Linked DNA regions of Homo sapiens: region 2 is linked to region 1. A link is a contact called in ENCODE Hi-C data. All regions are on one chromosome and are shown on one strand. Each heading gives the region's core, a stretch centred on a gene start or an enhancer-like site at or near the end of the contact. The rest is flanking DNA. Distances are from core to core; before and after follow the strand shown. Region 1 overlaps LOC105373851 (a long non-coding RNA gene). Region 2 has its middle 45 kb from the start of SPAG16-DT.

Evidence for each region. Hi-C counts contacts between places; a loop is a spot of excess contacts on that map. Pooled maps may share reads with other maps.
Region 2: a loop to region 1 is called in a map with no recorded cell type, with 6 times the contacts of the local background. The contact joins two enhancer-like sites. A Hi-C loop is called at or near these places in 2 of 37 single-sample maps with no recorded cell type and 2 of 50 pooled maps.

Annotation. Positions count from the first base shown.
Region 1 is chr2:207,336,474-207,341,210 of GRCh38, forward strand. LOC105373851 (a long non-coding RNA gene) reads left to right here. Exons shown (of 4, transcript XR_923809.3): 2 at 3,745-3,777. Among named protein-coding and RNA genes, the nearest start is that of MIR1302-4, 69 kb to the left of the region's middle. Within about 2 kb of position 1,363, at least 4 of the 41 ENCODE cell types and tissues checked have a DNase peak (open chromatin) inside an H3K27ac peak, as active enhancers do.
Region 2 is chr2:213,236,408-213,241,342 of GRCh38, forward strand. No RefSeq gene overlaps it. Among named protein-coding and RNA genes, the nearest start is that of SPAG16-DT, 45 kb to the right of the region's middle. Within about 2 kb of position 2,649, at least 12 of the 41 ENCODE cell types and tissues checked have a DNase peak (open chromatin) inside an H3K27ac peak, as active enhancers do.

The DNA.
Region 1 (4,737 bases), core at 113-2,612:
TAATTAAGAGGAAGAGTTATATTTTTATTAGATGGAAAAATTCAACATAAAGATGCCAAGGCTCCTCAAACTTACTGAAATAATTCTGTCTAAAGATCCAACGGGACGTTTCTTGAAGGTCATTAGAATGAACACTGACGAATTGCTAAGCTTAGTGCTTATCTTATTAAAAACATTCAAAACTATAAACAGGAAAACTAGCAAAATGCAAATGTTCTTAGGGATCAGCCTCGTCAGATATCAGAACCTATTGTAAAAACTGAAACTGTGTTTGATGTAAATATAAAAATATAAAGAAAAAGAAAATAATGAAATCCCCTGAAACAGACCCTGTTATATACATATGTGTCACATTTTATAGATGGCCTCATAGTTCACAAAGTTTTCCACTTGCATTATCTTTTATGCTTCAGAATCATGCTAGGAATCAAGTCGTATTATTACCCTCAGTCTTAGTTCTGAAGAAACTGACACTCAGAAGTGGCTTGACCAACATAATAAAACTAAGATAAACCCAGACTTGAACCTAGATTTTCTGACTTCTCTTACCAGGCATCTTTTCACTACATCAATCTCACAATACATTGGAGAATATACTTTTTTTAACCATACTGAAATTAGGGGAAAAAATGTTTCGACCTGCCCTTACACCATGTACTCCTGCTAACAATAAACAAACAAAATCCTGTAGTTGTTTGATGAAACATAGAGATATGACACTGAACTAGGGTCTGTGTCTGTGGTTGTCCCTCACTGAGTCCACTCACAAAGTACGAAGCTACAATGCTTCCTATTCACCTCCTCCCACCCCCACCCCCACCCTATCACCCCCATCCACCCCAGATGAATTACTTATTGTCACTAAGACGTAGCAGTGCCCAAAGTGAAATTGAAACTCTCCAGCAAATTACTGTTAAAAGAAAGTATAGTCAGTCTGTTTCTGGGGAGGGGTTGGATAATTAGAGAGCAACTAATTAGGAGCATACAGTTAAGAGTAAGGACAAACAGAAAGAAGAAAAGGAGTAAGCAACTCATACATAGTGCAGACCCACTATGTGGGAAAACCACTCATCTCTGACATTGTAGCAAAAAAGCAGCTGTCAACAATAAACATAAATGCTAGCCTTAGCTGAATGGGCACAGCTGTGTTCCAATAAAACTTTATTTCCATAACAGGCAGCAGGCAGACTATACATTGATGACTCCTGTACTAAGCAATTTAAGATAGTTTTTCCATTCAATTATCCTAAAAAAAAAACCCCTTTAGATAAGAAATCAGAGGTTACTCAACATGACCACCTGACATTAAGATGGATACAAGTATTTGCCTCAGTAAGTGGCAGAGCTGAAATCTGAACTCAGGTCTTGTGACTCCCAAGCTGGGAAGCTGGAAAGTGTGTAGTCTTCTGATAGGGCAGCCTCCTGTGACTCAGAGGTTTAACTGGATTTTATGGGTGTGAAGTCTCAGCAGGTAGAAGAGGCCTGAACAGGCTGCATCTAATGAACTAGACATGTGTTGCACTGAACCAGGCTGGGAGTACGTGGGTGATCTCTGTTGCAATCATTTAACAAAGTAGGGAGGTATAGACATGCCCATTCACCTCAGACACACCCCTCGCCTCCGAGACATCAAATCCGCTCCTCCTAACACACAGCAGGGTGCAGTTGTGGTCAGAAGTGAGTGGGAGAAGGAGGGTAGGCAGATGGGTGGCTGTTTATGGAAACCAGGAAATCCCAAAAAATAAAGTCATCTAGAGCAATTCAGGCAACTTCTTTGAGTCCAAGCTTTCCTTTCTGTGGAATAGAAATGTCTGTCCTCTTTCTTTTCTTTTTTTTTAGCAAGATGTCAGAATAATACAATAGGAAAAAAAAAAAAAACTCTGTGTAAAGTTCATTGGGCACCTCAGGGATACATGTCATTTGATGACATAGTCTCATTGTCACCTGACGCCCCATGACTTCAGCTGGCTCCAGAGTCTGCATGTAGCTTTCTGTGGGGAACTCTGCCATCTTTACATTTAACACATCTCTGCTGACAGACCAGCACTATTGAGCTGGTGCTTTGACAACCACGTCGACAAGAGACCAGGAGAGATGCCATGTAAAGGTGAAAGGACAGTGACTAAGGGGAGCAAATGAGCTTTTAAACGAGCCTGACACCATCCAGCTAGTTTTCATACTCCCTCCTGTGAAAAATCTTGACATATTGGTACATTGCTATGAGTTATTTATTTATATCGGTGTATAGTGGCCTAATATTATTTGCTCTTGCAGAGTGTTATCTAGGACTACAAACTTATTTTATTTTAAGCTCAATGACATTTCATCAACAGTTAACACAGCGTGAGTAGCTAAAAGTCACTTCAGGACAGTACATGAGGCCTCTCAGATGTTGTTGCTTTATTGCTTGACTGGATAGTTCTCTGGCTTTCTCTACTTTTGATGGTTTCTGTTTTTACCCAGCTTTGTCTGTTTTGAGCTGTATTTTTTCAGTCCATTATTACATATTATATTATTTATTTCACCACAAGATTTATTTATTATCTGCAGTAATGAAAACTAATTTGTTTCATTTGCCCATGTTAGCTATGCCTAAAAGGGAAAACAATTCTCTCTTGGTCATACAGAGAGGGGTAGAATGGAAAGGAGATGGGTACAGTCACTGAGGAGTCTCTAAGAGGATTCCATCCTGGAGAACCCCTGCTCTGGGCTTGGAGAACTGGGCTCAAACAAGGCAGGGTTCATGTCAAACCCCTGGCAAATTCTCTCAATTTGGGACTGAGTCTCTCATGGTGCCTAGACTTTGGTAATGCTTTCTGGAAACTCAGAAACTGTTGGTCCTAATCTCAATTCAGCTATTGACATTCTGGTCTTTTCTATTTAAAGCCACAAAATTGACTGTTTATTTTCTAGTCATAGTTTAATTTTGTTTTGTTTTAAGCTCTCTTAGTTGATTTCTGCCCAATCAATAAGATCAGCCACACATTTAATCTGATTCTGTCATTGAGACAGCTGAACACCCTGGCAATTCTACAGCCTACTCTGGGTAAGTTCAGTCCATATAAACTCAGCCCATTTCCAACACCTCTGTGACAGCTTTCTCATCTGTAATATGAGAAAACACTCACCTAGTTCACAGAATTGTTGGAAGAATTATATAATAAACAAGACTGTACTACATTTTTTAACTGACAACATACATTTTCTTAATAAAAAATAACATTTTTAATAAAACAATAATAATATATGTCTCCAAGAAGACGAACACTAGATTTCTCGGGTGTTCTGTGTGTTGCAGCACTTTGCTGGTGTTGACATGAATTTGTCAATCAGAACAGTTATACTCATTAATAAGAATAAACATTGACTTTTGCAGTTCTGTACTGATTATAATTTAGCCCTCTTTTAAAAAAACTATGAAAGTATTACATATAGAAAAGGGCATAAATGTTACGTGTGATGAAGTTTCATAAAATAAACACACCTGTGAAACCAACACTCAGATGAAGAAACAGAACCCCTACAGCGTCCCAGAACCAGCCCCATGTGCCCCATTCCAGGCATTTTTCCTCTAAAGAAAACTCCTTTCCTGACTTCTAACAATATAGATTAGTTCTACCAGTTTTCATAATTTTTTATACATGGAATTAAAAAATTATGTAGTATTAGTACAGATCTTTCTAAGCTTATTTAAGCTTAGTTCATAAAGAAGATATGGGTTCTAAAGCAGTCTTTCTTTTCTAGGCTGACTTGAGGAAAGAGAGCTGGAGGAGCGGGGTGAGTAGAGGAACCCTATAATTTGTTATCCAAACTGGGACACCTTTGAGAGTGAAAGAAGGTGCTATTCATAATAACAGTGGACAAAAGCCATAAGCAGTGACTGTCCCCAGCAAACCAGGACATGTGGTCACCCTGGTGAGAGGGGATGGTAGAAGATAGCAGGGACACACTGGCAGGAAAAATCTGCCTTTGGGGCCCTAAAATAGAATCCATTCCAGTTGCCCAATATGGATTCAGGACTGGGGGCTGGTAGCACACTTCTCAAAAAGTGTTGTCATTGGTAGAAAACTCAGGTCAATAAATACTTACTGGATCCCTGCTATGCGCAAGGCACTGCAATGGCACCAAGATGGTTTGAGCACTGTCCCTGCCCAAAGTAGCTCACAGTCTGATAGTGGCAATGAGACAAGTTCACAAATAGGTGAACTGTAAGGTGGCTGCCAATGGAAATGTGTGAAGTATTATGTGGATTCCAAATACAGCGTTATTTGGATTACAAGGAACAGGAGATCGTGCCCCCTGGGAGACATGGAAAAAGCAAGCACCATGGGGTAGGTAGCATTCAGCATGGTCTAGAATCTTACTTCAGTGGTCCTCAACTATGCATATTAGAATTAGCTTTTCTAACACCCAATACTCAGGCAGCACCCCAGAACAATTAAATCATAGTCTCTGGGAATAGGGCCCAGGTCTAAATATTTTAAAAGCTCGCCCAGGTAACTCCAGTGAAGAGTGAAGCCTGAGAACCACTATTCTACAAAGATGAGTAGACATTAGCTGGCAGGAAAGATGGGGCAGAGAGGAGGCCATGGAGAGAACAGCTGTGAGTTAGTATATTCCCTCTTTGGTAGGCACACAGAGAAGAGTTGCCCACTGGGAATTAAATATGGAGGAAAAGCAGCAGGGCAAAAATAATTTAACCCCCTTCAGGAAAAAAAAATTAATTAATTATGAAAC
Region 2 (4,935 bases), core at 1,399-3,898, 5.9 Mb after region 1:
ATAGCTCGCTGAACCACAAGAGAAAGAATTTTCTGAAATGGTAACTTTGGCTTTTAAGAAATCACTTTGAGTCAAATCATTCATTATTCTGAGACAACATTTGGTCTTATTCTTCAGTCCCATTGAGGGACTCAAAATCCAAGTCTATATTACTAGGAATAATTCTGAGTAACTAACCAAAAAATTGGTAGAATAAGTGAGTTCTTTTCTTTTTGGAATAATTAGTTGCTTTAAAAAAACTATGTTTCTATTGGAAGGAGGAATGGAAATTGAGGAAATGGTAACAAGTATCATGGTTTTTTTGTGTGTGAGTCATCAATTAGATTTACTTTTACATAGGGAAGGTAGTACCATTCCCTGTTCTTTTTTCAAATAAAGGAGTTAGAGTGGCCAGAGGGAATAATCCAGGAATATTTGATAATGAAAAGTGGGACCCAGCTGGTCCTCTCAGCTCCGTGTTTGTGCAGTTAAGTATGAAAATAGATCATAAACACACAAATGCCTTTTGTTTCTTTAGCTAATCTAATTTTATTGGTAAAGAAACCTTTAAATGCATTGTGATTTCTTTCACATGCGGATTAGTATACTCTCATATCTTCATATTCTCTTTTTTAATGGGGGGAAATAGTGCCTCACTTAAACCATGATGTGAGAGGCTCTGATACAATTAAAACGATCTAAACAGCTGTAGAAACATTTCTGAGCCTTGTTGATGAAGAAGTAATCTCGTTTGATGGACGTCTTCATTTCTATCTTAATCACAGCATGCAAGATTAGCAATACATGTGTTTCACTCCACTTAATTGCTCAGAACGCATGCACAAATGCAGGGCTTTACTTCAATTAATTATTTTGAATTTCAATGAACTTAGGAGAGACCACACTGAAAGTATCTGATAGAGTCCTTAGATAAATGTAATGAATGTTAGAGAAACTTTATATAACAGTCTCCTCCAAGTCTTGATTTTCTGCCATCATAGTGAAAGAATCTGAAAATATAAACATGAACATATAAAAATAAATCAGATAATTGGATGACCTAATGTGCTGTCTTTAGCTATAGTCATTAACTGAGGGTTCAAAGAATACTGAAAAACTATTAGATTAACTGTGCCGTGGTTATAGGAAAAAAGGAAAGGCATATGTTCTTACTCATACATTGATCTACCATTTCTGACCCTCATCATAAATTTATTAGTGACTATTCTGTTATACTTGTCTTGAAAAACATTCTAGATTTAAGTCAAGATTGTTTTTAAATTTTCATCATATGTGCTAAAACACCATGTTCTAAACACTTCCTAATTACTGCATATGCAAAAAAGCAATTAGAGTTACTTTATAGTTAGAAACTGGAAATAATACTTTGACTCTGGATTATAGGAAAAGGTTTAAAATTGAGAAATAATATTAGAATATGGACTATAAGGAATTAGGCTAAAAAGAGCCTTTTGTGAAATAAAAGTGAAATAAAAGTGAAATAAAAGGCAGTTTAAGCCTCAGTTTTGTTTATCAGAGACCAAGGTTGGTGACTTGTTCAGAATACCATGGAGAGAAGACAGCAGGCTGTCGTGGATGCTGGAGTTCACGAGAAAGGTACCTTGTAGAAACATGACACCCCAAATCAGCATAATTATGTGAAAGTCAAAATTTATTAGAAAGAATTGTTTCTGGGAAAAAAAGAAAAAATGACTGGGAAGGCAACAGAAAATGTGTATAAAATTAGGCAGAGAAATCTGTTTAAAAAGTACAGAAAAATCATAACAGAGAAAATAGTTTTTTGGCTGGGGCAATTGTTAATTTACTGTAACAACTGAAGTTGAGAATTGTACAAATATAAGTCTAGTAAACATGTATTCCTAACCAGCTGCCCTACATGGGCAGCATTGTAGATGTCTCCATGAGAGAAGAAAAATTGAAAATATTTTAATCTATTTTATCTTAAAATTTATTCCTATATTGAGGAGAAGTGCTAAGTCTGCCGAATTGGGAGGAACCCACCAAGAGTGCTACACAGAAATTAGTATCAATGTACCCCTATCTAAGCAGTAGGCATTTTCATGAGAAATAAATATATAATATAAATAAATTTATTATTACATACCCAGCAGCAAAGGTTTATTTCTCATGGAGACTTGATTTCTGCACTTTGATAGCTGATATATCCTAACTGCATTTGTCTCATGATTTAATGGTAAAATTTTTTATTTTCCATTAAGGTCAGGAATTTTAGTTTTGGACAATTTTTTTTTTTTTAAGAATTGCCTTCCTGGTTCCACTTTGACTCCATTACTAAATGAACATTTAAAAACTTTCTTTAAAAAAAAGCAAAAAAGAGCAAAACAAAAGAAAAACAGAAAAGCCCCTGCAGATTTCAAAAACTCTACTGAAGAAAAAAAGCAACAATGAAAGTCCTCTACTGATAACAAAAAGGGAAAACACCAGTTTGCTTGAGGAGCTAAGCTTTAGTATAACACAAGCTTACGAGCCCCTTCTAAAAAAAGTGGTCAAATGAAAATGCTTCAGAGATTGCTGGTGTATTCTTGAGAAAAAAACAGTTTGGTTGAAAGAACAGTTGCTTTCTGACTTCTGCTAAAAAGTTGAATTCCAACATAGTTGTCAGATGAAACTGTACAATCCAAATCTCCTCTTATTGACAATGGAATCTGGTTTTGGGTAAGTGACTTTATTACTCATCTGTTAGTTATTCTTTGAACAAAAGCAGTCTTGTTGCTCAACCTAAAATCGGAACAGATAAACGTGTAATACCCTTTGCACTGGGACTTGGGGTGTTGCCAAAGCCATGTTAAGAATTCAAGACTAAGTGCCATAATATTAAAGGCAGAATATCAAATTCATTCACACTTAAGGTTCATAAGCTGCAAAAATACACAAGTAATTCCTTCTCCTGAGATAACTCCATTTTAAACTTTTCTATAGTTACCAAACTGGAAAGTTTAGTTTTTCTAAAACCAAGCCATCATGTGCCTTATTGACACAAGGACAGCCAGAAATAACTCACACTAGAAAAATGGAGATTGTTTCAGAATATTATGAAATGAGACAAAATGGTCATATTTATTACACAGATTAGAATGAACTATCCACATAAAGAAGAGAAGCAGTTTGTTCCTAGTATGCGTGTTGTCAATAAATGAAAGAAACAGATGTAAACACCAAGTTCTCACATAGGTACAAAACCGAGGTGGATTTCTTACTCTACATATTTTGAAATCAGGAACAAGTATGAAGGCTTATTTTTATAACAGAACAATATTAGTTGCCAGGATTTTAGTTTTGATTTAAGAATAATTACATATTTTAAAATAGAATAAAAAAGACAAATACTATTAGTTAGTTGTTGGCTCTATTTTTATATGACTTTATGTAATAACATTCGGTTAACTTTAACTTTAACTTAAAAAAAATACTAAGCCTGCAAAATAAGTGAATGTTCAAAGGTAAAACTCTCCTTTGAGGCTGGGTGCGGTGGCTCACGCCTGTCACCCCAGCACTTTGGGAGGCTGAGGTGGGTGGTTTGCTAGGTCAGAAGTTCGAGACCAGCCTGACCAACATAGTGAAACCCCGTCTCTACTAAAAATACAAAAATTAGCCAGGCATGGTGGCTCATGCCTGTAATCCCAGCTACTCAGGAGGCTGAGGCAGGAGAATCTCTTGAACCTGGGAGGTGGAGGTTGCAGTGAGCTGAGATCGCACCACTGCACTCCAGCCTGGGCAACAAGAGCAAAGCTACGTTTCAAAAAACAAACAAACAAACAGACAAAAAACTCTCCTTTGAGAGAGCATTGCTTAGTACTCACAGGCTATTCTTTTTGGACACTTATACTTTAAAATATCGTTATTTTTGTAAGGCTCCTATTTATACATATTGCATAGAATATACAGATATGCATCAAGACATCGTAAAAAATATATAATTGGAGAAATATTTGTTAGGTGAAAATCAATAGTCATTTAAAAGTGAAACATATATTTATACACACATGTACACACACATATATTATATATTTATATACGCTCCCAACAACCCAAGAGAAATTAAAAATAGCATGCATTTTTCATTTGAATTTGTTTTGCCACACTATTTGGTTATTGAATCTCTAAAAATAGTAGATATTAAAAAAAGTTTATTGAATATTCAAAACTCAATAAACATACTTAAGTTTGACATACTAAAATAGTGCCTAACATTTAAGAGTGATTTTATTTATTTTCAGATCTCATGGATTAGTGTTTAAAACTGTGTTACTTTTATCTTAAAACCATTGTGCCAATGTAGCTCAGTCTATCTATAATTGAAAACATTTTAATTGAAAGATGATCCTTGTTCTTAAACAACATTGACCAGTGGCCTTTCCAACTTATGGAGATCTCCAGAACATAAAGAAAAGAAAGCTTACTTTAATTAAATAATATAAGTCAGCACAGTACCTTGTCTGCCTTATATGCTTAGCATCTTTCTACAACAGGTAATGATAATTTTCCCCTAATAACTGAGGTCAACAGTAGCAAATTCCAGTGCCTCTGCAGCCAGGCATGTAAGTAACCTCTGCAGTTGCTAAGTTGGTGTGGGAATTGAGATGAGAGGTTGGTATACTCTGCTTACAGGTATTTAAATTTAGTCTACATTTTTCTCAAACACTGTTCACCAGTGTTTTGCTTTCCTAACATTTTAGGCAGAGGGGCTAAATGAAAACAACAGTTGTTCTACAGTGACCTCTGTGAAAGATAAGAACAGAATGACTTGGTTAGTTTGTTAATGCAAATTCTCATCCATGCTTGGATATTCTAACTCTGTAGACCCAGGAACCCATATTTTTAGACACAGACAAGTTTATATTTCTAAGAATCTATTGTTAAAAATATACAAACGATTAAAAAATCAGATACATACTTTAAAAATAATCAATCAGA